2 separate regions of the Mus musculus genome follow, and region 1 is linked to region 2. The links are chromatin loops, found by intact Hi-C in ENCODE. Cell type or tissue: left cerebral cortex. All regions are shown on one strand. Links, peaks and the distances in the headings refer to the core of each region. The heading gives the core; the rest is flanking DNA. Region 1 holds the start of Gm31545 (a long non-coding RNA gene). Region 2 has its middle 38 kb from the start of Gm9725.

Evidence for each region. A loop is a pair of places that touch in the nucleus more often than their neighbours do. Peaks named below come from ENCODE experiments on the same cell type or tissue, not always from the same donor. Only the 100,000 strongest peaks of a DNase experiment are listed, where the experiment ranks them.
Region 1: it touches region 2 in a loop (5-fold over the local background); 5 of 42 quality-filtered maps call a loop at or near these places.

Annotation. Positions count from the first base shown.
Region 1 is chr8:82,829,392-82,845,378 of GRCm38, reverse strand. Gm31545 (a long non-coding RNA gene) reads left to right here and starts at 7,845. Exons shown (of 4, transcript XR_387821.3): 1 at 7,845-7,868; 2 at 12,124-12,232; 3 at 15,171-15,248. In left cerebral cortex, for the core only: a CTCF peak has its summit at 3,621; a DNase peak (open chromatin) is centred at 3,677.
Region 2 is chr8:81,062,565-81,078,551 of GRCm38, reverse strand. No RefSeq gene overlaps it. Among named protein-coding and RNA genes, the nearest start is that of Gm9725, 38 kb to the right of the region's middle. In left cerebral cortex, for the core only: no CTCF peak of the experiment used is centred there; a DNase peak (open chromatin) is centred at 8,943.

The DNA of each region.
Region 1 (15,987 bases), core at 3,370-11,369, 1.8 Mb before region 2:
AGGGTAGGCAGTCCTAAGGTTGGCTGAGTCCACAATGCTACTGTTGAGGAGTCAATGCTTAGGTCCTTCTCTTGTCTGCCCACATCCTGATACCAACAGACCTGGGATGCTCTCAACCTTGATCTGTGAAACCAATCACTGGAGAGATGCAGAACTGACTGAAATGCCAAGAACAAGAGGCTGAGTGCTCAGCTCTAACTGGGGCATCTGCATTGCCTGTCCCTGCCATGAGCACCATCACCAAGGCTCAGGGAACATTGCAGAAGAGGAGGAGAGGATGGAAGAGCCAGAGGATGGGAGAGTGCTGAGAGATGCTGCCTTCTGGACAGGATGTGGCTGTCGTAGTCATGAAATCCCAGCAGCTGTTGTTACCAGTGCAAGACCTACTGAAGGCAAAAGCAACCAGAGGAGAGTTACAGCATAGAATTCAGATTAGTCAATGGCACCACTTGCTATGGAGCTATGACAATGGCTGGAGAAGGGAGGATCATTCTTTATTGAGTATGTGACCCCTGGTAGAATCCCTATGCTCCAGTGGATGGCTCCATGCCTATGTGTGAATAAGTAGCATTAACTGAACTCTTTGGTTATAACCAAACAAAAAAGACATGAAGTTGAAAACAGGTATGTTTGGAAGTATGGAGATAATGGAGTGGGTAGATAGAATGTTTTATTGTATCATGTACAAAATTCTCAAAAATAAAAAAAATAATTCAAGTGCTTTCTGCTTTTCTCTCTGTCCCCTTAGGCATGTTGTCAGAGCATCCTCTTGTGGTTATAGACAGCAATGAAGCAACAACACATTGAAAAAAAGAGAGCACATAATGCCACTGTCAGGAATACCAAGAGCAGAATTAGTCTGGGGGGGGGGAGGAGACCCCTAATAGCTTATCCAATACAAATACAAAGTTGCTAGTCATGGAATCATGGAATCATATGTAGACAAGTATATGTCCAACGTTATATGGGCTGAGCAAAGTGTGTTTATACATTTGGAAATATGTGTGTGTGTGAGAGAGAGGGGGGATAGGGAGAGGGAGAGGTGAGAGAGTGTCAGAGAGAGAGAGAGAGAGAGAGAGAGAGAGAGAGAGAGAGAGAGAGAGAGAGAGAGAGAGAGAGTAATGACAAAGAAATAGAGGCTGTGGATTTGAAAAAGAGCAAATGTTGGAGGGAGGAAAGAAGCAGGGGAAATATTTAATTTTAACTTCAAAATTAAATAGATAGATAGATAGGTAGATAGATAGGTAGGTAGATAGATAGTAGCAATAAAAGGGATTCCTAGGATGGCCATTTAAACCACTGCTCTTGAGAAAACTTCTGATCCCACCAGCTCAGGTTTGAGCTTTTAACTGCAGTCAAATTTGGTTGCTGAGGAAGAAGGAGAAATATGGGTGACCAGGTGACTAGAGAGCCAGATTAATGGGGAACCAGCAAGCAGTGGTAGCCCACAAGGTTTGGCTTCAACAGAATCAGGAAGACATTGATTTTGCTTCCCAGTGCCCTTGGCCTCCACTTGTTTAGTTTTGAGGAAGTGCCCTATCCTGTAGGGCTGTAAAAGGCAGCCTATTTAGGTTGAATGAGGCTTGCTCCAGCGACCCAGTAGGAAACTCTACAAGGGACAGAACAGTGACCCACATTTCCAGAGACAGATGCCTGACACCACAGAGCCCCCAACTCCATAATTCTGTGACGATAAGTCACATAGACAATGTCCCAAGCTTGTGGTATTCTGGCTAAACTCCACCCCCACATTTACCTGAATATAGCCAGGTATGTACCTCCCCATAGTTACCTGGCAACAGCAAGGTAGCCCAGCCCACTATAAAAGGGGCTGCTTGGCCCCTTCTCCCTCTTTAAGTTCTCACCTTTCTTACTCTCATCTGTAGCCCTCTTTCTCTCTTTCCCTCCCCCACCCTCCACATGGCCATGGCCAGCCTCTCTCCCTCTTTCTACCTTCTCTCCTTCTCTCTGCCTTTCTACAACAAAGCTCTAAAACCATAGACTCTCCCTGCTCATCAAGGTCTGCCATGCTAGAACAATGGCATAGGCTTTCCCCTAAAGAACCTCTTCTAACCTCCTGCCAGAAGGCCTTCCTGCGTTCCAGCCACGGACCAGACCAAGGTCTCTCAGCCGCGTGGGAATCAACCAGCACCCCCTCTTTCCCTGCCCTATCCTCCCTTCCACCCTGGCGCTGACCAAGCCTTCCCCGGGGCCCCCATTTTGTTCTTAGCTCTTCTGTGGTGACCAGTGGTGTCTGGGATGCCCGAGAGTGAGAATCTGTTATCTCTGGCCTCTTTGAGGCCCAGAGACCTAGGACTACCCTTTGTCCACCCCCTACCCCCCACCATGGGCTGGGTCCATAGCTTCCCACAGCCAGACACCCACCTGGGGCCATGTGGAAAGCATGTGGCAGTCCTCCACGTCTGTCTGCCCAGAGCACCAGAACTCTCTGGCAGGATGCAGGTTTTCCCCCAATCCCTTTATTCTCCCATGCCCACTGCCCCACACTACCCCCCCTTCTTGTGCCCAACTGTTCTATTGCCCATCTCTATACTGAATCTGTATGTCCTAATAAGAGTCAGGGTATGATTCATGACATGGAGGAAGAAGGTATACGCATAGCACCACATTACCACCCCTTGTTTGCAAATGTACACTCTTACACACAGTTGCTCAAAAGGGCGCTGAGATGCTCAGGGCTCAGGCCAGAGATAAAGCATCTAACATGGGGGTCTGGTTCATCATGGTATGCTACCTCTAAGATAGCACCTATGCTCAGAATTGTACCAACCACCCCATGTCACTCTGTAGCTTCTTGTTAAATAATAGAAATAGCATCTAAAATCTAGACAAGAGACTTCCTAGAGATGCTCCCCACCCCCATAGCCCCCACTCCCCACCCTGACCCCCTGGTGGGGGCTTGCTCCCAGGACTCAATGTGGGTGATCTTAGCCAAGATATCCAACAGTGGGGATATGGAACCTGAAGAGACCACCTCTGGTAGCCAGACAGGGCGCCCAGTGGAGAGATGGGGACACCAATCTACCTACAAAACTTTGGACCCCAAATTGCTCCTGTCTAAAAGAAATTCAGGGACAAAAATGGAACAGAGGCTGAAGGAATAGTCGACCAGTGACTTGGAATCCACCCCATGGTCAGGTATCAATCCATGACACTATTACTGATGCTCTGTTGTGTTTGCAGACAGAAGCCAGGCATGGCTCTCCTCTGAGAGGTTCCACCCAGCAGCCGAGTAAGACAGATGCAGACACCGACAGCCAAGCACTGGATGGAGGTTGAAGACTCTCATGGAAGAACTGGGGGACAGATTGAAGGAACTGAATGGGGTGGCAACTTCACAGGAAGACCAACAGTGTCGACTAACCTGGACCCCTGGGAGCTCTCAGAGACTGAGCCATCAACCAAAGAATGTACAGGGATGGGGGCCACGCACTCATAGGCAAAGGGGGTAGGGGATGAGGGGATGAACTCTGCTGGGGGGACCAGGAGTAGGGCAACATTTAAAATGTAAATAAATAAAATAATTTATTAAAAAAACAAAACAAAACAAAATTTAAAAAGGGGGAATCAATTTATGGCTGTATTTCCCTTCTTCAGTCACTGGAGGTCACTATTTGTTCATAGAGGAAAATGTGTCTTTTCACCAAGCCAAGCTTGATTCAGTTTAAAATTCCAAGGGAAATGACATCAGTAGTTGTGGGGTCACAAGTGTCGATTCCCTAAGGCTTTAGGAATTATAACTTTGCACTGCTTATCCTTTAGTGGATGAAACATTAACACAATCAATTCCTAACTAACTTTTAGCTGACATTTTGTTTATTTGTCAAGAAACGACCCTCCCCCCCCCCTCGGCCAAATAAACCAGTGTAGAGATGGTGGGGTTATATTTTATTAATGAATGCTTTTTTCCCAGAATTGCCTGCCCCATCACTCTCTTCCTCAGGAAGGAAGGAAGGAAAGAATTCATCCTTTCTACCTAGACCTTCACACACAGGCAAGCTGAAACCTCACCATTAGTTAGCTCTTCTTTTCTGTTAACAGTAGAATCAATGATCTGCAATGAAGTTGCCAAATTGATATGCCTTAGAACAGATATAACAAGAGATATTTCTCGAAGAAGAAATTCCTCAGCAAAGTCAGTTTAAAACATTCTGCAATCCACAGCAAGAGACTCTTTTTGAGTCCTTTGGCCAGAGGCCAGAGGTTACAGTAGGAGCTAGATAAGGAGAACTAGTCAAAACTCCTCTCAGGTCTCCTCAGCTGCTTTGGGTTATTCAGCTAACTGTGAGGGTATTGTCCAACATACTTTTATGTGTACACCAAAATGAGAATTTCAAATAGCCATCACATATGAAATAATATTTTATGTTTGATATTACTCACAATCATTAAAAGTCTAAAGCTTGGTCACCTCCCGAGTCCTGTATATCCCTCATGGTTGCCACCAAATGGTCAGATAAGGCTATAGTTGTGGACCTCTTGGCTCTCTGTCATTACCTGTTTTGGCTTTTTAAATGTAGTTTCTGTTGGGTTGACTGGACTCTAAGGTTCCAATGTGGAACACAGGGAAAACAGAGGCTTTCAAACTGGGCCTCAACCTGACTGCCTTCTTGTTGACAGAGGGCAAGAGAAACACGAGCCATTAGATCTCCTTGGATGTGGAGTTCAAAGGATACAGGCTCCAGACAGTGCCTCTTTGGAACTCTATACCTCTGCCTGCCAAATGATTCGATGCCAATTATGATGCAATGGTATGACGGGAAAGTTATTTAAGTCTTTACTTTAAAGGGCTTTGACATACTGCTCTTCAGACTGTCTTCCCATATAGACTACACTTTCCCATGTGCCACTTGAGGGTAGGTCACCCTCCAACATCAGGTCATCTGGACCTGAGCATTACATCAGGCTGGGGCTGGGTCTAACAGAGACTGAAAGTGTGTCTTTCATGTGATGTGCCGTTTTCAACCATGTGACCCTGAGAGTCAGCATGATGTCATCACTGTACCTGGTCAATGCATATCTGTATGACAGTAAGCCTTCCCAACAGGATGGCTTTGCAAAATGAAAGTGTAATGAATGTAGACCCTGGCATACCAACACCCTTTACATATGAAAGTATAGCTCATGTTTGCTTTCTTTAAATACATTCATGAGCCATTTTCTATAAAATTGTTCTCAAATTATCATGTACCAAACTACACATATACATACATACATACATACATACATACATATATATATATATATATATACATATATATATATATATATGTTTATACATATATTACAGGATAGCGAGACAAAATAAAATGAACTGAAAGACACATATTCTTTGACCATGAGTTCCTGCTCTATTTTTCTTCTTTCATCTATATTTTGATGTTTGGGGAGAAGTTAATTACAAACATAAAGGTTTTATTTATTAAGTCAAATTGTATATAAGCATAGGTACCATCCATGTATATTCTAGTTAGCGTTAGCTGTCAACAGGACACTGCCTAGAGTCGCCTGCTAGGAAAGCTTTGGTTGAGAAATTGCCTGTAGGGGATTGTTCTGGTTGACAATTGAAGCAGGAAGGCCCAGCCCACTATGGGCAATACCTTTCCCTCAGCAGATGGTCCTGTACTATGTAAGAAAGCTAGATAATGTAGCTTGGTGTTCTTGTGGGAATCCTAACAGTGAGCAGGGGCTGTCCCTGACTCTTGCCTCCTTGTGGGACCTTTTCCCCCTACTGGATTGCCTTGCCCAGCCTTGATGTAGTGATATGTGCCTGGTCTTATTGTAGCTTGTTACACTGGGTTTGGTCCATGTCCCCAGGAGGCCTGCTCTTTTCTGATGGGAGGCTGGGGGTAGGGGCTTTACCCTTTGGACTCCACATCCAACGAGACCTGATGGCTCCTGTTTCTCTTGCCCTCTGTTAAAAAGGCAGTCAGGTCCAGGCCCAGTTTGAAAACCTCAGTGCTCCCTGTGTTCCACATTGAAGCCTTAGTCTCCAGTCAACTCAACAGAAACTATGTGAAAAATCAAAGAAAGTAATGACACATTCTCAAGGAATTAATAAACATATTATTGAAAATTTAAGAATACAATAAAATTAGAAAGATTTAAAAAAGAAAAGAAAGCTAGATAGGCATCCCTTCCAGGCCCCCAACAAGGTCACTGCTGACTGTCTTTGGCTGTGGGTGAGGTCCTCGGTCAGAGGTAATGCTCTATGAAATAGCAAGTGGTCCTGCCCTGCAGGTTCTACCTTTTTTCAGTGATGGGATGTGATCTGGAACTGTGAAATGAGATGAACTGTTGTCTTCCCTTAGTTGCTTTAGATCAGGATATATGTCACAGTGCAGAAACAAAATGAGAACAGTGCATAAACTGTGTATGCATGCACATGAGCTCATACATGTGTGTGCATGTACATGCCTATGTATGCATGTGCATGTATTCATGTGAGTGCATGTGTGTATGTATGTGTGTGCATGTGTGCACGCGAGTGTGCATGTATGTGCATGCCTGCACATGTGTGTCTGTGAGTACATGTGTTTGTGCACTGTGTGCATGGGTGTGTGTGGGGGGCACTCGTGTGCATGTATGAATAGGAGTGCTCGTGTGTGTGTGTGTGTGTGTGTGTGTGTGTGTGTGTGTGTGTGTGTGTGCGTGTGTATAGCCCTGCTCTACTTGTCTTACTGCAGGCTTTTCTTCCCCTACTGTAACGAATACTATTTCTGAGATTATTTGTTGACTGCAGCAGCAGAGTTTGCTCATTGTCTCTGTCCTCTGCCTCAGTTTCTATGCTGTTCTAGCTCAGCTGAATCATGTGACAACCATTGCCAGTCGGACTTGGTATAGGGTGTGTGGCTCCTGGGCCAAAGCTGGTGTTTCCTTTGTCTTTAGTGTCCTGTTCAGATTTGAATGTGGATGCCACACGGTTAGACATCAGAATGTGACTGGAATCTCACCTGTTTCAATTTTAGCATAGCAAACCATGTAGCAAGCCATCAAGCTTATTCCTTCTAGTGAAATTGTGGTCTGCCCTTTGTTCCTGGAGGAGTGATGTTCTCTTCTCTGTTTGCTAAGGTCGTAATTAGTAACATTTAGGGCTATTGGCACTGAAAGAATGGAGAAGACAGAATCACTTACACTTGACCCTGATATTTCGAAAGAATCTATTTCAGGATCTTCAAGCAGGGGAAAGCTTCATGTGAGGGCAGAAAGAAGGTTTTGATCACAAATAATCCTGGCAGGGCTTTACTCCACAGGGACAACAACATCCGGAGAACAGAGGGTTTTGTTTGTTTGGATTTGATGAGCCATTGGGAATAAAAAAGAAAAACAAGCAAGCCTACTAACAGAGTGTGACATTCCAGAGTGACAATCTAGAAATGTCATGTCAGCACACATCACAATGGCTTTGGAAGTCGAGTAAAGAATCTATCTGCAGGCAGGAAAACTTGGTGCACACGGCCGGGCAGAGGAGCTTTAAGGTGGTTTTAGAGAGTCGATGTTCTAGTCTTCAGATCTTGATCTGCAACTTACCTTCCTTAGTCCTGACATTTCGGCCATAGCCAATCAGCCATTGGGGGGTGGGGGGTTGGCATCGTGTCTGTGTGTGTGTGTGTGTGTGTGTGTGTGTGTGTGTGTGTGTGTGTGTGTGTATGTGTATGTGTACCTGCATGCGGCAGGTGTGTATGTATGCATGTGGAGGCCAGAGGTCAGTTAGTATCAGGCATCTTCTTCCTTAACTTTCCACACAATTTACTGAGGCAAGATCTCTCACTGGAGCACTCCGATTCTACTAGTGCAGCTACACTGCTTGCCCCAGGGATCCCCTGTCTTCCAGGTTCTGACTACAGGTGAGCAACCCACTCTTCCAGGGCTTATCCTGGAAGCAGGATATCTGAGCTCCTGGTCCTTCAGTTGCACGGCAAGTGCTTTTACCGTATCCATAACTGTGTTTATTCCTTCACAATCAGCAAGCCTTATGACACTATGGCAATTTTGTAGAGATCTGTACTGATATAACAGCACTGTTTACAAATGTCCTGAGCTGTGATGGAGGTCCTAAGAGCACTAGCATTCGAGTGACTTGGAGCTTGCTTTGACATGAACATGTCCCAGTCTCACCCCAGCACTGGGTTGGCTCTCTAGTCTGTTTTTACAAGGCTCCTCTTGTATTCTGATGTATGTTGAAATCTGAAAAACCATGTTCTTTGGTTTTGGTTATTCACTGGACATACTGAAATCTGTGACAAGGAAACAAAAAGCATACATGTTATCATGAAATTTGGGGACATTTTGGGGGAGGCAATGTAGAACTTAATGCAGTGGAAACTCTCTGGAATCTTCCCTGAGAGTGACTCTAGCAGATGCAACCCAATAATGGGAGATTCGGAGCTGGAACCAGCCATCTTCTATAACCAGGCAAGGCTCTAGCAGTGTGACCAGGACATCAACCCAACCACAAAACCTTCAACTTTCAATCTGTTCTGCCTTCCAAATGTGCTGGGGCAATGGTGGCCCAGAACTTGTGGGCGTGGCCAACCAATGACTGGTCCTACTTAATTAAGGCTCGTGCCAAGAGACGGAGCTCATCATGCCTGTTACTGCCTGGATGGCCAGGCACTAGAGGCAGGATAGCCCAGAGACTCAATAGAACCAAACATGACTAGCTAAAAAAAGAAAAAAAAGTCAATGAAATGATTCCTAATGATAATCTGCTAAACTCATAGATAGGTGCCTAGCACAATTGTCATCAGAGGGAACCATCCAGCAACTAATGGGAGCAGATGCACACAGACCCACAGCTAAATAGTAGGCATAGCCATCGGAACCCTGCAGAAGAGGGGGAGGAAGAACTGTAGGAGCCAGAGAGATCTAAAACACTCACAAAAGCAACTAACAGGGCTCACAGGGGCTCACAGAAACGGAATCAACATAGACCCTGTATTGGTCTGAGCTAGGTCTTATGCCTATACCTTCCAGTTGTGTTCTTGTAGGACTCCTATACCTTCCAGCTTGATGTTCTTGTAGGACTCCTCGCAGTGGGGGTGGGGCTGTGCTTGGGTTTCTTTTCCTACTGTGCTACCTCATCCAGCCTTGATATAAGGGTTTGAACCTAGTCTTATTGTGTCTTGTTAGTCCTTGTTGGGTGGATATCCCTGGGAGGCAAGCCCATTTCTTTTTTAAAGGGAAACAAAATGGGGGAGTGAATCTGGAGCGAGAGTGCCATGGGGGCAGGGAGGAGTGGAGGAAGTGGAAATTATAGTCTGAGATATAATATATGAGAGAAGAGTAAAATAAAAAAAGAATGGAGAGGATAAATCCCTTTGGGTGCAAGGGCAACACTAAGGGAGTTACAGCCCCCTTGAAGTAGAGGAGGAGCCATCATGTGCTGCCAAGCTATCTGAGTGTGAGCAGTCTTGACTTGTGCACGTGCAGGAGATGCCTTCACAAAGACGAACTGTATAGCTTTACCGTGCAAAGGTAAGCCCACTTGTGGAAAAAGGAGAATTAACGGATTTATCACTAAGTAGCTATTATCTGAGACACTATTTAACATCTGCAATTGCTAAAGCATCAGAATGCCTCATTCACGGAGAAGGAATAAGTATTTATATATTTAACAACAGAAACAGCCCCAGGAATCACACACAAAAGTTGAGGTTAGAGGAATGTGTGTGACAGGGGATTTGTCTCCTAGGAGTCATCTATTGAGGTCTGATGCTTAGCTATTAACTTAAACCCTAATTTTTCTCCTACACACTCTTTTTAGGTCTTTTTAGGTCTGCCTTTTGTTTTGGTTGAGTGTTTGATACTCTTTTTTTTTTGACATTTACAAAGGTAATTGAAGTTCTGATGCTTAAAAATATCATTAGACTTATGAGGACCATATATCACTTAATACAATTTCTGTGGCTTCTAAGGTCTTTGCCTCCTTAATAGCTGATCTATAATCAACCTGTTCTCTTAATAAGAAAAGTAAAGGGAGCAGATGAATTTGTCCAGGAAAGGCTTCATTTCAGAAACCAGAATCCTAGCACCAATGTTTGTCTTGCGCATTGCACACGTATACTTAGACTTAGAAATGGTTCATTGCTCCTGTAATAAAGCTGATGTTGCAGAGCTGTGAAATCATGAGTCACAAATGAAAGGAAATAGAGATACTGAATCAAATTTAGAGGCAATGAGCCTTTTAGACTTCATCATGTTAAACAATATATTCCATTATTATAAATATCTGTAACAGTTATACCTTAGATGATATACAGCATGTTGATTGATAAGTATCCTTTGGAGCAAGTTACCTGTAATTCCTGTTATTTAGAGGAAATATTCCTAACATTAACTTAATGCCTTGTGCCCCTATAAAAGATTTTTTTCATGAGGCAGGAGTCACCATATAATATTTGAAACTTGATTCTAGATTTTTCAGAACTGTCAGAATCTATCATAAAGAGAGCAAGGAGGGGTATATGGGAGGGTTTGGTGAGAGGAAAGGCAATGGAGAAATGATATAATAATACTCTCAAAAATACAAATTTATTAAGGATTTATTTATTTATTTTTACTTAGGCATATGTGTGTGTTCCCGCATAAATTTACATGTACACATGTGTGCAGGAGCCTCTGGAAACCAGAAGAGGGCATTGGCTTTCCCCAGAGCTGCAGTTATAGGCAGTTGTGAACTGTCATGTTGATGCTGGGAACCAAACCTAGGTCCTCTGCAAGAGCAGTATGAGCCTTTAGCTGCTCTGCCATCTCTCAAGCCTTTCAACTCCATCCTCACACAACTGACTGAATAAACGATGAAATAGACCATCAATTTACACTTGCCATTTCACTTATTGTAAGATAGCTCCACTTGGCTTAGAAAAATGAAATTAGATTTGTTTCCTGGCTGCACAGAGAAAAGTGTATTGTTAAAGTTATGTGGTTATTGTTCATACAAAGGAGCATAGCCTTCATTTTGATTTCCAAAACAGTATACTCACTCCAGTAGATGCATTTAGTCTGCTTCCATTTAATGATATTAAAACATCTGGGAAACAATTTTATATTTGGAATGGCCTCAGAGAGCAACTATTTATGTGTTACCTGGCACCACAGTGTCCTAGGAATGATTCGAACTTTTGGTCCTTAATGGACTTGGTAGTTATAAGAAGGTTTTCAAGACAGCAGCATCTTCATTTTGATTGACTATATTCCTTTTGGAGACATGAGGAATCATATCCTTAGTCTATGGTACTTATTCATACATAAGATATGCCAAGGGAGCTAGGAAGGGAGTAGGCCTTCAATCCCAGCATTCAGGAGGCTGAGGCCAGCCTGGTTTACAAAATGAGTTTCAGGAAAGCCAGGGATACACAGGGAAACCCCATTTCAGAAAATCAAAAAAGAAAAAAAAGACATTCCAAGCATTCTGCCACGGCCCTTCAAAGCCACAATCTTCCAGAGAAGACAAATGCAAAAGAGTAATTTCAAGAATTCTTGTGATGAGGGTAGACATGAGCTGTTTAGGAAAATGGAAGAAACAGTTTCCAACAGAAGGCTGTATACAGTGGCTTGTGGGAAAGTGGCTTAGAGAAGGTGATGCCTCCTGACCTCCAGAGTGTCTTGTGCTTTCTCTAGCTCTCTCCAGTTTCCCATGATCCATCTTGGGAGGGATTATCCTTCCTCATGGTGACTCACATATGGTTTGTAATGTACAGTGTACTTACAAATCCAATAAATTGTATGTGTGTGTACAGCAGGAGAGAGAGAGAGAGAGAGAGAGAGAGAGAGAGAGAGAGAGAGAGAGAGAGAGAGAGAGAGAGAGAGAATTGCAAATAACCACTGTTATCACTTGCTTGTGAGTGACCACAAAACAGAGGTCGTGGATCCACCTTTTTAATTAGTCTCAGCTTTTCTGTCAAGGGTGTTTTAAAAGCTGTGAGTTCAAGAAAAGATGCCTGCTCCTTAATCTCCACACTGACAGTTGGTTGTAATACAGTAGACACACAGCCCACATCAAAGGCACCTGATTAGTTGACATAAAGTTTCAGAGATATTTAGTTAAGATGTGTTCAACTCTTATAATCCTCCTATTTTGGAACCAATATATTTCTGCAGATATTATTCATATTTCAATGACTCTTGGGAAGCTCTTCACCAGAGGATATTGTGACATCATATCCCAATGCCTCTTTTCTTGTGAATAACTAGCTCTGCTAAGAATAAGGTAAAATTATTTTTTATATGTTCTTTAATACATACAATAGAATGTGTTCCCACTGTACATTAACATCTATATGCAAGATTAATGTTTTAATTAGCTATTGTTATAATAGTACTCTCTAGAAAAACCCACAATGGTGGCACACAATAGAAATTTTGTTGTATCCTCATGGGCTTGCTGGTCAGTAGATGCTTTGGCTTCAGAGTGTGGTCAGCAGAGTGGCTCTGCTCAATTTGTTTCTTGGCTTTCTCTTGGGACAACATATGAGCTGGGTCATTTGCCTTGTGTAGTGGTGGCAGAGTTGAAAGGGCCCAGTGGAAACTCATGGGAGCAATGGAAATGGCCTAGACATATTTGTCTGTATTTCATGAGCGAAAGCAAGTCACACAACCAAACCCTGTGCCAAGGAGCAGGGAAGTAGGCTCTCCTCGTCACACCTCTGATGACAATGTGGATGTGGATAGAGGAAAAATATCTCCTGAGTCTTCTTCCCCATTCATCCATATGCAGTAGTTTGTTTTGCTCTTTAGGTGATGAAAAGGATGGTTAAGATAATGCATTTAATGGTTGACACTAAGCATTGGAGGAGTTAGGCCTCAATAGACCTAGACCTAGACCTAGACCTAGACCTAGACCTAGACCTTACCTAGATCTGGCCCTATACCTATACCTGTACCTGTACCTGTACCTGTACCTGTACCTGTACCTGTACCTGTACCTGTACCTGTACCTGTACCTGTACCTGTACCTGTACCTGTACCTGTACCTGTACCTATACCTATACTTATACCATACCAATACCTATACCGATACCGATACCGATACCTATACATAGACCTCTACCTATACATAGACTTAGACCTAGACCTAGAACCTAGACCTAGACCCTATATGTATATACCTAAGCCAGATGGAGAGCCATGTGCCCTGGTGAGCTTCTAGGATTGGAGCTGCCTTCCTCTAGTCTTAAAATATTAATTTGAGTTGTAACTGTACTAGAATAAACAATTAGGTTATGAAAATCAAGAGATTCATATTGATTTGAAATAAAGGGATATAAGGATATTTAAGTGCGAGGAGAGGAGGAGGAAAAGGAAGAAGAGAAAGAAAAGGAGAAGGAGGAAAAGGACGGAGAGTCTGCTTTCATTTCATTGCCTTGGGATATTCCTATGACTACAGTGTGACTTGGGCTTTTTGTTAATGTACCAACACCCAGAAGACACAGCATAAACCAAGGATTTGTTTTGCTCATGGAACTAGCTTGTGACCTTTTTGCTCTGTTGCCTGTGGACTAAAATAAGAGAGAACATTGTGGTGGAGAGCACACGATAAAGGGGGCTGTTTCCCTCATGATGGCCAGTGAGCAGAGAGAGAGAGAGAGGAATGAAAGAGACTGGGCCATGAGTGATTAAGTTGAGGCCTTCATATTCTGATATCTTCCTAAGAGCTCTAAGGGTTGGCAATCATGTTTTCATAGCAAGAACCTCTTAAAATAACATTCCTATGTATGCTCCAACACTCCTGATTTTTACTAAATATTAGGGTTCTTTGTATATGAGGGAGTATATAATGAGCCACTCTTTATAAAGCTTTTGCTTATAATCAGTTAAACCCATGGGTATCTGTGATGGCTAGTTTTAATTTTCAACTGGACACAATCTAGAATCATCTTGGGAAAGAATCTTGAAGGATTGTTTAGGTTAGAGTGTGGCCAGGTTCTTGAGGGATTATCTTCATTATGCTAATTGAAGTGGAAAGACCTACCCAGTGTGGGTAGTGTCATTCCTTTGGCAGAGACACCTTATTTATATATGAATGAAGAATACTGAGCTGGCAAGATGACTCAGCAGGCAAATGCACTTGCTACTAATTCTGATGATCTGAGTTCAATCTCCATTACCCACATGGTGGAAGAAAGAAACAATTCCCTCAAGTTTCCATTTGGCCTCCACATAATGCTATGACATACACATGAACACCAGCACACATCACACACACACACACACACACACACACACTCTCTCTCTCTCTCTCTCTCTCTCTCTCTCTCTCTCTCTCTCTCTCTCTCTCTCTCTCTCTCTCTCTCGCATGCACGCACGCACACACGCATGTTCTAGTGCTAGATAAAATGTATGTATTTTTTTAGTAGAGAAAGTAGGATCTGCACTAGCCAGCACACAATAATTCATTGCTGTTGAGTGTGGATGTAATGTGACCAGGTGATTTAATTCCCTACTGCTTTGACTAGCCTGTAGTGATGGACTGCAAGTTGGACTTGTGAGCCAATTAAGCCCTTTCTCCCTGAGTTCCTTTTCTAAAGGTTTTTATCATAGCAACAGAAAAAGCAGCTGAGAGTGTGCCTTAATCAGTTTATCATCTGATAGCTTCAGAATGTTGGTTTACGTAGTTACTGTAGAATGTGAGTCTTTTAGAGATCATAGGATGTGCGCTGTTTGAAAAATTGCAAGTATATGTCTTAATGTTCTTTTCTATATAATTCATAAAAGGCAAAAAAGGTCAATGAACAAATAAAACATAGTAGCAAGGGTTCTGCAGTTAGCAATACTGCTTTGTGACAACCTAATTTTTGAGCTATATATTTGTTATAGGCATGGCATTATTATTGATAGTATCAACCTTTTTTTTCTTTTCTTTTAAATTAGCTCACACAATAACAGGTTTCCTTGGGGCATTTTTACCTGTTGTTTGCTTTAATTGACACTGTTCCTCTGATCCAGCACCCCCTCTTATCCTCGTTCCTCTGCTCATATCTCCCCCTTCCCACATCCAACATCATGTGTTCTATTATCCCACCCACAGTCTTTCTTAGAGTCTTTTGTCCTCTGTGTGCTTATTATAAAAACAACCATAAACATACAGATAAATCAAGGAGGAATGGACATTGAGTGCATGACAATCACTATTTTCAACCTTCCCCAAGGCATCCTGAAGATAGATACTATGGTTGGAAGAGGAAACTGGGGGACCCTGGATCTAGGAACTTGACTCAGCTGAACAGGTGAGAAATGGCTGGTAGGATCTTCTGGCTTCACAAGCCTACCCCCACCCACCATTCACCCATCCCTTCTAGTCTGAAAAAATGCACTGATATCAGAGCAGAAAGCTCAGTCCAGGGAACTTCATTATTCTGCAATGTCAAACTATCCTAGAAAGATAATTTTCCTATGGAGAGTTTCCATGGCCCTGATGCACACACTGGCATTCTCTTTCCTGGCTGTGTTATTTTTCATACTCAATTCTTGTTTTCTTCTATAGAAGAATATTAATGGAACTGAATAAATTAAGAGCTCTGGTACTTCATCATCTTAACCATTCAGCTTATTAAATGGATACCTTGGGGAGATCTGAAGGTGCTTGCTGATAAGTCCTTCAGCACACAGGGCTTTTTGCTTATTTGCTTTTATTTATTTTCATGCCCCATTGACCATAAGAAACCTCATCCTTTTATGGCTCCATATAAATAGTACATACAATAACAAATATGGTAATTGAAGTTGGAAGGAGGACGTGGTGGCTTTATATTTTTCAAATTAATATGGCAATAGTTTGTCCTCAAACAGCAAGTCAACTGACAAGTCTGATCAATTTCACATGAGTGTGGGAGTTGCATTGAATTTCAGTATGATGCATATTGTAGAATATGTACAACAGAATGAAAAAAAAATAAGCTTGAAAGACTGTAAAATAATCTCTTTTTAGTAGTGTCTCAAACAGGAATTATAATAACTAGGGTTGAA
Region 2 (15,987 bases), core at 4,108-12,107:
TTGTGTAGATGTACCACATTTTCTGTATCCATTCCTCTGTTGAGGGGCATCTAGGTTCTTTCCAGCTTCTGGCTATTATAAATAATGCTGCTATGAACATAGTGGAGCATGTGTCCTTCTTACCAGTTGGGGCATCTTCTGGATATATGCCCAGGAGAGGTATTGCTGGATCCTCCGGTAGTACTATGTCCAATTTTCTGAGGAACCGCCAGACGGATTTCCAGAGTGGTTGTACAAGCCTGCAATCCCACCAACAATGGAGGAGTGTTCCTCTTTCTCCACATCCTCGCCAGCATCTGCTGTCACCTGAATTTTTGATCTTAGACATTCTGACTGGTGTGAGGTGGAATCTTAGGGTTGTTTTGATTTGCATTTCCCTGATGATTAAGGATGTTGAACATTTTTTCAGGTGCTTCTCTGCCATTCGGTATTCCTCAGGTGAGAATTCTTTGTTCAGTTCTGAGCCCCATTTTTTAATGGGGTTGTTTGATTTTCTGAAGTCCACCTTCTTGAGTTCTTTATATATGTTGGATATTAGTCCCCTATCTGATTTAGGATAGGTAAAGATCCTTTCCCAATCTGTTGGTGGTCTCTTTGTCTTATTGACGGTGTCTTTTGCCTTGCAGAAACTTTGGAGTTTCATTAGGTCCCATTTGTCAATTCTCGATCTTACAGCACAAGCCATTGCTGTTCTGTTCAGGAATTTTTCCCCTGTGCCCATATCTTCAAGGCTTTTCCCCACTTTCTCCTCTATAAGTTTCAGTGTCTCTGGTTTTATGTGAAGTTCTTTGATCCATTTAGATTTGACCTTAGTACAAGGAGATAAGTATGGATCGATTCGCATTCTTCTACATGATAACAACCAGTTGTGCCAGCACCATTTGTTGAAAATGCTGTCTTTCTTCCACTGGATGGTTTTAGCTCCCTTGTCGAAGATCAAGTGACCATAGGTGTGTGGGTTCATTTCTGGGTCTTCAATTCTATTCCATTGGTCTACTTGTCTGTCTCTATACCAGTACCATGCAGTTTTTACCACAATTGCTCTGTAGTAAAGCTTTAGGTCCGGCATGGTGATTCCACCAGAGGTTCTTTTATCCTTGAGAAGAGTTTTTGCTATCCTAGGTTTTTTGTTATTCCAGATGAATTTGCAAATTGCTCCTTCTAATTCATTGAAGAATTGAGTTGGAATTTTGATGGGGATTGCATTGAATCTGTAGATTGCTTTTGGCAAGATAGCCATTTTTACAATATTGATCCTGCCAATCCATGAGCATGGGAGATCTTTCCATCTTCTGAGATCTTCTTTAATTTCTTTCTTCAGAGACTTGAAGTTTTTATCATACAGATCTTTCACTTCCTTAGTTAGAGTCACACCGAGATATTTTATATTATTTGTGACTATTGAGAAGGGTGTTGTTTCCCTAATTTCTTTCTCAGCCTGTTTATTCTTTGTGTAGAGAAAGGCCATTGACTTGTTTGAGTTAATTTTATATCCAGCTACTTCACCGAAGCTGTTTATCAGGTTTAGGAGTTCTCTGGTGGAATTTTTAGGGTCACTTATATATACTATCATATCATCTGCAAAAAGTGATATTTTGACTTCCTCCTTTCCAATTTGTATCCCCTTGATCTCCTTTTGTTGTCGAATTGCTCTGGCTAATACTTCAAGTACTATGTTGAAAAGGTAGGGAGAAAGTGGGCAGCCTTGTCTAGTCCCTGATTTTAGTGGGATTGCTTCCAGCTTCTCTCCATTTACTTTGATGTTGGCTACTGGTTTGCTGTAGATTGCTTTTATCATGTTCAGGTATGGGCCTTGAATTCCTGATCTTTCCAGAACTTTTATCATGAATGGGTGTTGGATCTTGTCAAATGCTTTTTCTGCATCCAACGAGATGATCATGTGGTTTTTGTCTTTGAGTTTGTTTATATAGTGGATTACATTGATGGATTTTCGTATATTAAACCATCCCTGCATTCCTGGAATAAAACCTACTTGGTCAGGATGGATGATTGCTTTAATGTGATCTTGGATTCGGTTAGCGAGAATTTTATTGAGGATTTTTGCATCGATATTCATAAGAGAAATTGGTCTGAAGTTCTCTATCTTTGTTGGATCTTTCTGTGGTTTAGGTATCAGAGTAATAGTGGCTTCATAAAATGAGTTGGGTAGAGTACTTTCTACTTCTATCTTGTGAAAAAGTTTGTGCAGAACTGGAATTAGATCTTCTTTGAAGGTCTGATAGAACTCTGCACTAAACCCGTCTGGTCCTGGGCTTTTTTTGGCTGGGAGACTATTTATAACTGCTTCTATTTCTTTAGGGGATATGGGACTGTTTAGAAGGTCAACTTGATCCTGATTCAACTTTGGTACCTGGTATCTGTCCAGAAATTTGTCCATTTCGTCCAGGTTTTCCAGTTTTGTTGAGTATAGCCTTTTGTAGAAGGATCTGATGGTGTTTTGGATTTCTTCAGGATCTGTTGTTATGTCTCCCTTTTCAGTTCTGATTTTGTTAATTAGGATTTTGTCTCTGTGCCCTCTAGTGAGTCTAGCTAAGGGTTTATCTATCTTGTTGATTTTCTCAAAGAACCAACTCCTCGTTTGGTTAATTCTTTGAATAGTTCTTCTTGTTTCCACTTGGTTGATTTCACCCCTGAGTTTGATTATTTCCTGCCGTCTACTCCTCTTGGGTGAATTTGCTTCCTTTTTTTCTAGAGCTTTTAGATGTGTTGTCAAGCTGCTAGTATGTGCTCTCTCCCGTTTCTTCATGGAGGCACTCAGAGCTATGAGTTTCCCTCTTAGAAATGCTTTCATTGTGTCCCAAAGGTTTGGGTACGTTGTGGCTTCATTTTCATTAAACTCTAAAAAGTCTTTAATTTCTTTCTTTATTCCTTCCTTGACCAAGGTATCATTGAGAAGAGTGTTGTTCAGTTTCCACGTGAGTGTTGGCTTTCTGTTATTTTTTTTGTTATTGAAGATCAGCCTTAGTGCATGGTGATCTGATAGGATACATGGGACAATTTCAATATTTTGAATCTGTTGAGGCCTGTTTTGTGACCTATTATGTGGTCAATTTTGGAGAAGGTACCATGAGGTGCTGAGAAGAAGGTATATCCTTTTGTTTTAGGATAAAATGTTCTGTAGATATCTGTCAGATCCATTTGTTTCATCACTTCTGTTAGTTTCAGTGTGTCCCTGTTTAGTTTCTGTTTCCATGATCTGTCCATTGGTGAAAGTGGTGTGTTGAAGTCTCCCACTATTATTGTGTGAGGTGCAATGTGTGCTTTGAGCTTTACTAAAGTTTCTTTAATGAATGTGGCTGCCCTTGTATTTGGCGCATAGATATTCAGAATTGAGAGTTCCTCTTGGAGGATTTTACCTTTGATGAGAACAAAGTGCCCCTCCTTGTCTTTTTTGATGACTTTGGGTTGGAAGTCAATCTTATCAGATATTAGGATGGCTACTCCAGCTTGTTTCTTCATACCATTTGCTTGGAAAATTGTTTTCCAGCCTTTTATTCTGAGGTAGTGTCTATCTTTTTCTCTGAGATGTGTCTCCTGTAAACAGCAAAATGTTGGGTCTTGTTTGTGTAGCCAGTTTGTTAGTCTATGTCTTTTTATTGGGGAGTTGAGACCATTGATGTTAAGAGATATTAAGGAAAAGTAATTGTTGCTTCCTGTTATTTTTGTTGTTAAAGTTGGCATTCTGTTCTTGTGGCTGTCTTCTTTTAGGTTTGTTGGGGGATTACCTTCTTGTTTTTTCTAGGGCATTGTTCCCGTTCTTGTATTGGTTTTTTTCTGTTATTACCCATTGAAGGGCTGGATTCGTGGAGAGATAATGTGAGAATTTGGTTTTGTCGTGGAATACTTTGGTTTCTCCATCTATGGTAATTGAGAGTTTGGCTGGGTATAGTAGCCTGGGCTGGAATTTGTGTTCTTTTAGTGTCTGTATAACATCTGTCCAGGCTCTTCTGGCTTTCATAGTCTCTGGTGAAAAATCTGGTGTAATTCTGATAGGCTTGCCTTTGTATGTTACTTGACCTTTTTCCCTTACCACTTTTAGTATTCTATCTTTATTTAGTGCATTTGTTGTTCTGATTATTATGTGTCGGGAGGAATTTCTTTTCTGGTCCAGTCTATTTGGAGTTCTGTAGGCTTCTTGTATGTTCATAGGTATCTCTTTCTTTATATTTGGGAAGTTTTCTTCAATAATTTTGTTGAAGATGTTTGCTGGTCCTTTGAGTTGAAAATCTTCATTCTCATCCACTCCTATTATCCGTAGGTTTGGTCTTCTCATTGTGTCCTGGATTTCCTGGATATTTTGAGTTAGGATCTTTTTGCATTTTCCATTTTCTTTGATTGTTGTGCCGATGTTCTCTATGGAATCTTCTGCACCTGAGATTCTCTCTTCCATCTCTTGTATTCTGTTGCTGATGCTCAAATCTATGTTTCCAGATTTCTTTCCTAGGGTTTCTATCTCCAGTGTTGCCTCACTTTGAGTTTTCTTTATTGTTTCTACTTCCCTTTTTAGGTCTAGTATGGTTTTGTTCATTTCCATCACCTGTTTGTATGTTTTTTCCTCTTTTTCTGTAAGGACTTCTACCTGTTTGATTGTGTTTTCCTGTTTTTCTTTAAGGACTTGTAACTCTTTAGCAGTGTTCTCCTGTATTTCTTTAAGTGATTTATTAAAGTCCTTCTTGATGTCCTCTACCATCATCATGAGATATGCTTTTAAATCTAGGTCTAGGTTTTCGGGTGTGTTGGGGTGCCCTGGACTGGGCGAAGTGGGAGTACTGGGTTCTGATGATGGTGAGTGGTCTTGGTTCCTGTTAGTAGGATTCCTACGTTTACCTTTCGCCATCTGGTAATCTCTGGAGTTAGTAGTTATAGTTGACTCTGTTTAGAGATTGTTCTTCTGGTGATTCTGTTACCGTCTCTCAGCAGACCTGGGAGACAGATTCTCTCCTCTGAGTTTCAGTGCTCAGAGCACTCTCTGCTGGCAAGCTCTCTTACAGGGAAGGTGCGCAGATATCTTGTTTTTGGACCTCCTCCTGGTCGAAGAAGAAGGCCCAAAACAGGGCCTCTCTCAGAAGCTGTGTTGCTTTGGCAGTTCCCAGAAGCTGTCAGCTTCTGTGGTGCAGACTCTCACCTGTGCAGACTAAAATCCTAAGTTCCAGGGAGTCCTGGAACCAAGATGGTGACCGCTGCTCCTGAGGCCGAGGCCGTCTCCCGAGCCAGACGGACACCTGTCCTCTGGTCCGGATGGTGGCCGGTTGTCTGTGGCCCGCCCAGGCTGCTGCCTCAGCGGCTCTGTGCTTCTGCCCGTCCCAGAAGCTGTCCGTTTCTCTGGCGCACCCTCTAACCTGTTCAGACTAATTTCCTAAATTCTGCTGAGTCCCGGAACCAAGATGGCGACCGCTGCTGCTGAGGCTGAGGTCGCCTCCCAAGCCAGGCGGACACCTGTCCTCTGGTCCGGATGGTGGCCGGTTATCTGCGGCCCGCCCAGGCTGCTGCCTCAGCGGCTCTGTGCTTCCGCCCGTCCCAGAAGCTGTCCGGTTCTCTGGTGCACCCTCTAACCTGTTCAGACTAATTTCCTAGGTCCCGCGGAGTCCCGGAACCCAGATGGCGACCGCTGCTGCTGAGGCTGAGGCCCGAGTATCTATTTCTCCCCATGCTTATCAATATGTATTATCGTATGTCCTTTTGACAAAGCCACCCTAAGAGATATGAAATGACAGCTCTCACTTTATGTACCAATTTTCCTGATGGTTAGTGATGTTGATGTTTCTTCACATGCCTGTTGGCCATGGGTGGGTCTTTCTTGGTTAATGGCTACTTAGATCTTCTCCCATTTTCAAACAGGGCTATTGTCTTGCTATTTATTTGTTTGAGTTCATCACATATTTTGGACAATCAGTGGTGTGATTTGCAAATATTTCCCCTATTCCTTAGGTTGCTTCCTCACTCTTTTGATGGTTTCTTTCACTATGCAGAAGATTTTTTTCTTTTTTTTTTCTTTTATTTATTTATTTTATGTATATGAGTACACCATCGCTCTCTTCAGACACACCAGAAGAAAGCATCAAATCTCATTTCAAATGTTTGTGAGCCACCATGTGGTTGCTGAGAATTGAACTCATGACCTCTGGAAGAGCAGTCAGTGCTCTTAACCACTGAGCCAAGTCTCCAGCTCTATGCAGATTTTGAATATAATGAAATCCTATTTGTTTCCTTTCATTTTTATTGTTGACTTTTCTTGTTCTTTGGTATTATACCAAAAACTTATTGCCCAGACTAATATTACAGATCAATTTAATAAACCCATGTTGTTAGGCTGGAACTCCTGCCCGTCCCCTGCACAAGTTGGGAAACCCTGTCTGTCCTCCTTCCCCCAACCCCACTCACACAGAGAAAACTCCCTGCTTGAAGAAAACTCCAGGCTATCATGTTTATCACTCCTGTCTTCTTGTTTCTGGAAACTCACCCAAGAGTGCCTGCCCAGGGGCTCAGTTTTTTACTATGGATGGAGACAATCCTAGCACCTAGGTCATACATCATCACCCCGTGCCCAGGACCCACTAAACCCCCTTGCTTTATCCTGGAAGTGTGACTTCACTGACCTCTCTACCTGTGAGATCGGCGAACACAGGAGAGCTGCCTCCTAATAAACCTGCCTTTATCTCTTTTAAATCTGGTCTATTTTGGCCTCTATCTGTGTCATCAAGAGAGAGAAAAAATTATCATATGATGTAACAGTATAAGACAGCTTGCCTTGATTATATAATCTTTCTAGTAACTTGCAGTTTCATATAGAGATTTTTCTTTCTCTGTAGATCAGGCTGGCCTCGAACTTAGAGATCCACCTGCCTCTGCCTCCCAAGTGTTCGGATTGAAGGCCTACACCACTTCCCAGCTGCAGTTTCATATCTTATCGTTAAGTCTTTAATCCATTTTGGTTCTGTTTCATTTTTTTTTCTGACAGTATGATGTAAAACTTTAAGCTCAGACTAATTTTTTATTAAAATTATATTACAATTACTACTGGGGGTTTCAGACGACAAGAGGGAATCAGACCCAGTTCTCTCCTTTACATGATTTGTGGCAATGAAACTCATGTTGTCAGGTTTGTGTGCCAGAGCCTTTGCTGAACCATCTCTCCAGTCCTAGCGTAACTGTCAAAAGTACACTGGGCTAAATAACAGCTCCCAAGACAGCTGTATCCTCATCTCAAGAGCCTGAGCATATGTCTTAGGTAACAAAGGGACTTTCAGGAGTGATTAATGTTTCTAAGTGTGGAGAATATTATGAATTATCTAGTTGGGCCAATGAAACTGCATGCTTCCTTGTGGAAGGGAAGCAAGGGTCAGAGGCAGAGAGAGGCAGCAGAAGGATGCTGCAGCGTTAGTTTTGAAGGCAAAACATGGGGCCCCATTCAAGGACAACCAGCAGCTTCCAAAGCTGGAAGGAACAAGCTTCTCCCCTGAAGCTTCCAGTACCCTGACCATGCCTTGAGCTCTGCATAATGAGACAGCATGATTTCTACCCTTCAGAGCTAGAAGACTTGTTCTTTCGAGCCAGTACATGTGTGACCGTGCCTCGGTAGTAACAGAACCAGACCCAGGGGTCCCTGTATTACATTTAAGGTCCTGTAGTCTGTAATGTAATTCTGTCATTCCCTAGACTGAGCGGGCTCCTGCATACCTGAGGCATCCACCACATTTTTCATCCTGTTGAGATGTAGTTTGTAAACATTGTGTTTAGAATCTTCATAACCAGGGCCATAAATGAAAGCAGCTTTTGGTTTTCCTTTCCTGTAATAACTGTGTCATATATCTGAAATCCTGAACTTGTAAAAGGAACTGAGAAATGCAGCTTCTTTTATTGTTATGTAGACATGTTTTATAAGTAGAATTATCCTTTCCTTAAAGGCTCCATAACATATACCCATGAGAACTTAAGAGACAGGGACTATTGTCATTTGCTGGAATTTGAATGCTCTTTCTGATTTTTTGTATCTTCTGAATTGATGGTGGAGAATTACATTTTCTGAAGTCATTTGTTCAAGCTTTATCCAACCCACTAAAGCAAAGCTGTAGTAGTTGCTACTTTTATAATTTAATCTTACATGTCGTTATCCGTACGCTTTAATTTCTATTATTATTTCATTGTAACTTTTATCTTGTGACTAGTTCGGAGTAATTAGCTCTCAGTTTAGTTAATCTTGTAATTTGTTTAATTTACATTCCCTTCAATATTTATTACTTTTCAGTCATATTGTTTCCAAGTTTATAAGTAACCATTGCATTTTTTAAAGAAACTGAATAAAGTATAACTTTTATCAAATAATTGTAGCCCCCCCCCAGCCCTTTGAAATATTATTAGTCTGGTTCCTTCCTGTCATTTGTGTAACATTCACAACTAAGCTAATTTTTCCATCATCTTAAAATAACAACTCATCTAACCTCAGAACTAAACTAGCTAGTACCATGTAATAGTCAAGAACTTTTCCCTGGAAGCCTAGAGTTATCCTCAGCCCTAGTTAAGGGCAGCCCTGGAAAGGAAGTCTGCTGTACTCAGCTGGTTCCATGCTCCCAGCCTCTCAGTTCTCCCCCATGAACTCTCATGCTCAGACAGAGGAAGAGTGCTTTCATCATTACATTAGTTAAAGAAGAATCTATGCTGTTATGGAAAAAAATCTCTAAAATAATGGCTTTAATAAGATAAAAGCTTATTTTCCCTCAAAAAGAAAAGCAAGAAGTCTAGATTCGTGAGACACTTAGTTCCATGAGGTCATTGGAGACCCAGCTTCCTTCTTCTTGCTCCATTACCTCAAGACTTTTGTCCTCATCAGTATTCTCCAGACTGGCTCGCTGTGATCCCTGCAATACAGATAGCAGGGAGGAGGAGGAGCCAGAAATGGAGACCATCCAAGACAGGCAGTTTCCTCTTTGGCAAGCGATACAAGTTTCATATCACACCTTCCCACTCTCTCATAGCACAAGCATCTCACTTTTTCTCTCCGATTCTGAAGCATCTTGCTTACCAGAGAAGTACTTTTAACTTAGGAATAGAAAAATATCCAGACAAGTCCTGATTAAGGGCTATGGCACAGTCCAAATGCCCAGCAAGCAGAGAAGGTGTGACAGTAAGAGCAGGGAGCATGCTGGTCACATCACATCTGCATGCAGGAGGCAGAGAGTAAATAAGAAGCAGGGCTGGGCTGTCAAGCCTCAAGATCCAGCCCCTGTGACCCATTTCTTCCAGCAAAGCTCCACATCCCAAGTATTCCACAGCCTTCTCAACCTTCTGCACCAATCAGAGAGAAGTGTTCAAATGCATGTGCCTGTGGGCACTTTCCATATTCTGACTACGGCACTTTTGAGGCACTTGACATATAAAGGCAGACAGAAAGGACCTGTGATCCAGAATAAACCTTTTCCCCCATAAGTTGATTTTGTCAGAGTATTTTATCACAGCAACAGGGGAAAAAATTTAAACCGTAAGCAATAACAAAACTGAATTAATAAAGATTAATAAAAATACATTTGTGTTGAGACATAGTGACACCCTTATAAGGACTGGAGAACTCCAGTTCTGATTCTCTATATTAAAAGTGAACTGTGTGTCCCGTCTGGCAAAGGGGTTGAAGCCTCAGTTGAGTTCTGCAACACGTGATGCTGCGGGCTCCTTAGCAACCTGCTACACTTGCTTTATGCTTTAATATTTCCAGAGCAAGAGGGAGCACTGCTGTGATGATTTCACAAAGACAGAGCAGACCTACTGCTCAGTAAACTTGGCTTAAAAACTGGCTGGACTGCATTCTTAACATAAATAGAGAGGCTGACCGACCTTATAAGCCTACTGGCCTTAGAAGCCAGAAGGCATTCTTCTAACCCCTCCCCCAAAGAGCTGCACTTTTCTCTCATTGGAAGTACATGTCAGGCCTCTACTCATAGACCTGGAAAATATAAGCAGTTTTCTGAGTCTCAGAACTATGCTCATGAGCAGACAGATTACAAAGTGAAACTGTATATGTGCTTGAATCAGAGTATTGTGGGGGAGCTGTGGCTAGAATGTTTTTATACAGCCTACTGAACTTTGCAAACTACGATGCACTGAGTGATTTGAATTTAGAATAAATTGGCTTTGAAGATTTCGTTGAGAATACATTAGTTCCAGAAGCAAAGTAAAAATGAAAATATTTCATTTTAAAGATTTTACTTTTACTCCAGAAATTTGGTCATAGAAACAAATTAAGTATTCAGATGTCAATCGTGCCGCCATTGTACTAACAGGATTGCCAGCATCTGTATGTAAACCTCTCTAATTAGCTGAATTGTGTAATCCAAAAACAAACAGTATAATGTGGAGTGAAAATTTCCAGTGTGTTCCCATGAATTAGCATAAGCAATGTCAGAAAGGCCAATTTCTTGGTCTTTCTTTCCACAACAGATATCCCTGATTTTAGATTAGAATTTGATGAATTAGCAAAATCATGGAGAAACCTAGGAACAGGTATGGTTGGGAGAAGGAGAAGAACTGGTATGAGTTGAGACCATTCTTATTTGCAAGAAACAATTCTGGCCTCAAAGTCAGAGATCCACCTGCCTGAGTGCTTGGACTAAAAGTGTATACCACCATTCAGAGCAAGAAACAATACTTAAACTAGGTTAGGTTAACAATAGATTTATTGACTAGAAATCTGCATGGCTGCAAGTCAAACAAGATCTAAGCCCACCCTGACACGAGCTAGGCAACCCATTGGGATTACCATTCCCAGGTTCAGGACCATCTCAGTCTAAGCTGTAGTGTGGAGACTGGCAGCTGTGATTCATAGAGAAGAGAAAACATTGCAAGGAAGAGACCTGATTAACTTAGGTTTCATGCACAGCAGGAAACTGCTCACTGGAGAGTTCTTGTATTCACCCCTGAGTCAGGCAGGTCTGGATGCTAACTCTACTAGGGTACAAGAGAAGTAGAAGTGGAAAGGTCGCTTACCTTTGTTACCAGCAGAAAAGAAGAAAAACTGGGTAACCACACACCCGGCTAGTCACATCGCTTCTCTTTCTTTAAGAGGCAGAAAGGAAAGGAGGGAGGGAGAAATGAGAATGATGGAAGAGAAGCGCCTTAGAGTCAAAATTAAATTTTTTTCTCTTTATTTGAAGTGTAAAATGAGGACTTTTTTCTTTATTTACAGAGACATGCATATATATTGAAACTAGAAGCAGAAAGATATCTGCACAGAATTTATAGGTATCCAGTTTTATTTCACATTAGCTTTTAGAGAAAGGTAGGTAGGTAAACAAAATAAGGGCCTTAAAATATCCATGTCATCACCCCTGGAATCTGACTATGCCATCTTCCATGCTGTCTTAGGATCTTGGCCATGGCAACTCTTATAAAGGAAAGCATTTCATTGGGGCTGGCTTACAGTTCAGAAGTTTAGTCCATTTCATCACGGTGGGAAGCATGGTGGCCTGCAGACAGATGTGAAGCTGGAGAGGGAACTGAAAATTTTACATCTGAATCAGTATGCAGCAGGAAGAGAGAGTGAGCCACTGGGCCTGTCTAGAGCTTTGAAACCTCAAAGCCAACTCTCCTCCTCCCTCCCTCCCCCATCCAGTGACACACTTCCTCCAACAAGGCCATGCCTACTTCCTATTAGCGCCCCTTCCTATGAACTTATGGGGACACTTTCATTCAAACCACCACACAGGACAAAGAGACTTTGAAAATGTGACTTAGGATACTTGGTCACATACAAGCAAAAATCACCTGGATTATTCAGGCAGACCCAGATCGATCTCTGCCATATTTAAAAAAAGACAATGATGAAGGAGGTCACATAGACATGTGGGTTTTGAACATGGGGAAAGAGTTCTAGGAGTTAGCCATGCAGATGATGTCTGACACAGGAAAAGCAAGAAGACATTGTCTTCTAGACTAAAGCTTTCAGAAAGGAACCTGGTTCTGCCAGCCCAATGAGACCCATTGGTCAGACTCCAGTCTACAGCTGAGAGAAAATAGATAATGTGTGTTATCTTCTGTCTTAGAGTTTGTGGTGACTTGCTATTGTACTGATAGAAAACTAACCTAAGGAGGCACAAACATAGATATAGGATTTTATTAAGAAAACACACAACACACAAAATCTGTATCATTTGCTTCTGGTGACAAACTGCAAAGTAGCTAAGCTCAGACCTTATTAGAGGATTCTTTGGTAAAAGAATATTATGTGAGGTATAAATTATACCATGTTCACAAGAGGTGTCAAAAGGTCAGTGGACAACTTTAGTTTTTTTGTTTGTTTGTTTGTTTGTTTTCTCTACTGACTCTTCTTCAAAACAGCCTATGTTGTGGGGAAAACTTTTAAAAGTTATTAAATCCTACAATAATTATACCTTCCCTTGGAGAACTTGAAGGTGCTTGTGTTAACAGGCTTAGGAGGGCAGGAGCCCTGATCAGGTAGACAACAGCCAAATGGGCTGTTGAGTTATGAGAGGACAGAGAGACTCAGAGGCATACACACCACCATTCTGAGCCGCCTGAGGAGCCCCCTAATCTTCAAGGACCTTGACTCAGGCCAAAGTGGGATTCATGGCTCAAATGAAATAGTGATATAACAATAATAATAATAATAATAATAATAATAATAATAATAATAATAATAATAATAATAATATAACAATATCAAGCCTAGTAGAGTTGGGAGTTTCCATTAAAGATAACATAATCCAGATTTTAAGCATAAGGGTTAGGAGAATAAGAGGCAATCATAAAGAAAGACATATCCAAGTGCATCTATTTATAATATATCCAACTCATACATGTTATTTCAGTGGCTCTCAAGCTACCTCTCAGTGACTAAGAAACCATTTCCTCTCTCTCTCTCTTTCTCTCAATGTGACAAGTGAGATGGATCAAGAATTACAAGATAAGGTAAAAGCAAAACTAACTAGGTTTGCACAACGGGTTTAGAACATGTACTCTCCCTGTAAATGGCCTTTCTGCTGGGATACCTGAAGGGAATTCCTAGGAAGGAATGCAGGACTTAAGTAGCTGTTAGTCGTGCTAAAATTCTTGTTTCTCTACTGGCCAGGTTCCTCTGTGAGGGACTCCTCTCTCTTCTCATGTCCCCATACATTTCCAGTCTTTCTAACCAGCAACAAGGCAAGAAGGCACTGTATAAGTCTGAATTCACACGTGTGGCTAGACTGGCATGTAAGCCTTTCTTCTGTCAGGTTCCAGGGGATTCCAAGAGTCATGCTTGGGACCTGGGCAAACAGTGACAGTGGGAATTATCCCTGTCCCTCAGGGAATTTACATGTGAATAAAACTCAGCTAGGACTATAAGGAGAGAATGGACGCCCTGAGAAGAGGAGGCTCTTGTTCAAATGTCAATAAATAGCCTCATTAGTCAGGCTAGATAGACTTTTAAAAACAAAACAAATAAACAAAAACAAAAACAAAAAAACAGAATAAAGAGCCATCCTGTAAGCCTGCGAGAGAGCCGTCCTGTACGCCTCAGAACCATCCTGTACACCCGGGCTATGGTGTCCTCAGCTCTGGGTCTCCTGAGGGTGGGAGCTTCATTTGTTCTATGTATTCTTCAGTGCCTGGCATTGGACTCCTGGTGGTGGTAACACATGGATTGTTCCACCTTCAAGAGATGCCTGGGTTCTTGCTTGGCTTGGAGCCATCCTAACAGAGCTACCTTGAACCTCTTCACTAACCGATCGGTTCCAGAGCCTGCCCTCCTTTGGTCTCTCAGTGTATACCAGCTGCTTAAACTGAGCCATGATCCTTACTGATGCTATGAAGATGCACGGCAGTGAGTGCTTTTCTCCAGGGGATGGCATGACATTATATGGCAAAGACATGAAGGTGATAGAGGAGGAAACTTTAGTACTGTGTATATTGTATCTCCTTCTTTTAAAAATTGTTATTTGATGTGTCTACATGAGTATATATGTGTGTACACTACATGCATGCAGTGTCTATAGCCATGTGGGTGCTGATAACTGAACCTGTGTCTTTTCACAAGCAAATGTTTGCACTGCTGAGGAACCTCTCTGGTCCCTATCTCATTCTTAAAGTGAAAACAAGAAATTCTTCCCTCCAACTCCTGGGCCTCTGCACCAACTGCTCTCAGGGCTTCAAATGCCCTCCATAAAATTTTACAATTTCCATTTGGTTGTTATCTGTCTTCCCGCTAAAGCTTAGTTGTTAGAAAGGAAGAAATGATTACTTCTCTCTTCACTCCTGTATCACAAACCTCTAGAAGATTGTGCAGCTCACAGCATGCATTTGACTCATCTTGTAGAGTTAATGAATGGAATCTGTCAGAGATAAGTCCAGGGGACCTGTTGGATCACTATTATAACCATGCCCTAAGAAGACCTGGAAATCAGCTCCAGTCCTGTGAACAAGAGGCCGATCAGCTAGACAGCGTCTTTCCCAATCAACTCTGTCTCTCCTTGGACTCCTGAATCCACCTTCATTACACACCAACAGGCATCCTCTGGTTTACTCTTTCCATATAGAGGAGCCTCTGGGCAGAGGCTGCCTGTCAGGGTTTCATGACTGGGGTTCTTTATACGTGACAGTTACCAGAGGGGCATCTGTTAAATGATTTTTCTAAAGGAATAAAATTATTCACAGACACATACACACACACACACACACACACACACACACACACACACACACACACACGTCAAAAAAGGATATATTTAAAACTATAGTCAATAGGTTATTATTAGCTGAATTTATCATCATTGAATACTTGGAGACTTGGCAAGTCTCTCAATTTGAATCTCAGTCTCCTAGCCTAGTGAACAAATGTCAAAATTACAAGGTAGACTCTCCTAGCATAGAGTTTATGCCATAATTTAGACATACTCCTTAATGCTGTAATGCCAAGTGTTGAGTTCCTGAACAATCGCAGAGGTCTAAAACCTCAAAAAGTTGGCATATAAGCATTCTGAAATTTTGTTTTAAAATGTATTTACTTATAAAGAAGAATCTCTTGAGGAATATATAAAACACTGTAGGACATTCATAGGCCACTTTCTGCAAGTACAGACAATATTAGCATACACACTCCTAAAAGCATAAACACAGGTTTACTAAGATGGGAGCACAGACACATCAGCTCTGACAAACTGAAGTCGTGAAGACACAGGTCAGAGAACAGAGTGTGCTGATGCCTAGTACTGCAACCGGGAAGCAGTCACAGAGCTTCAGAGCTTCAGTCATCCTCGGTACTCGGATGGGCAGAAAGCTCCAGCTGCCTCATGAGCCAGATGAAAAACCACCACGTCTGGCATTGCCCTCTAAGCTGAGATATTAAGAAATTTTATTTTATACAAATGTAGGGTTTTTCAGACTGATTTTCACTTATCAGGTTCACAGACAGTGCCGACAACAGCATTAGCTCTATGAAGTGAGCTTCAAGGGCTACAATTGCAAGAAGATGCATGAGACAAATTATAACTTTCTAAAAGTCTTTATAGAAACCATGGTGGCAGTAGTGGAAATGAAGGGAGTAGTGGAAATGCACATGCCTCCAGTCATGGAACTTGTATGACATGCACAGGCCTTTAATCATGGAACTTATGCTGGCAATTTTAGAATAGTGACAAAAAGAAGAAAAGGAAAATGTGTTTCATAAAAAGAGAAGATCATCTGGGATAAATCATGGGCAGCTGCGTGAACACATTCTGAAGGAGGGGGTAGCTTTCATAATTAGTGTGTTTGGAAGTGCCAGACTGCAATCCAAGCTGCTATGTGAAGGGACACAGATCTCTTCAAACACCTTCACATCCGGACCCCCAGAAGCAGACCATTTCCCAGTGGTCATTGTGGGTTTAGGCAGCAGGACTTTCAGGACTCGGTGTGTGTATTATGATACTGAAACTGATGTCTCTCCTGATTAAGAGCAGCACTGCTTGACACAGAGTCAGTTTTCAAGAAACAGAGCAAAGGGAC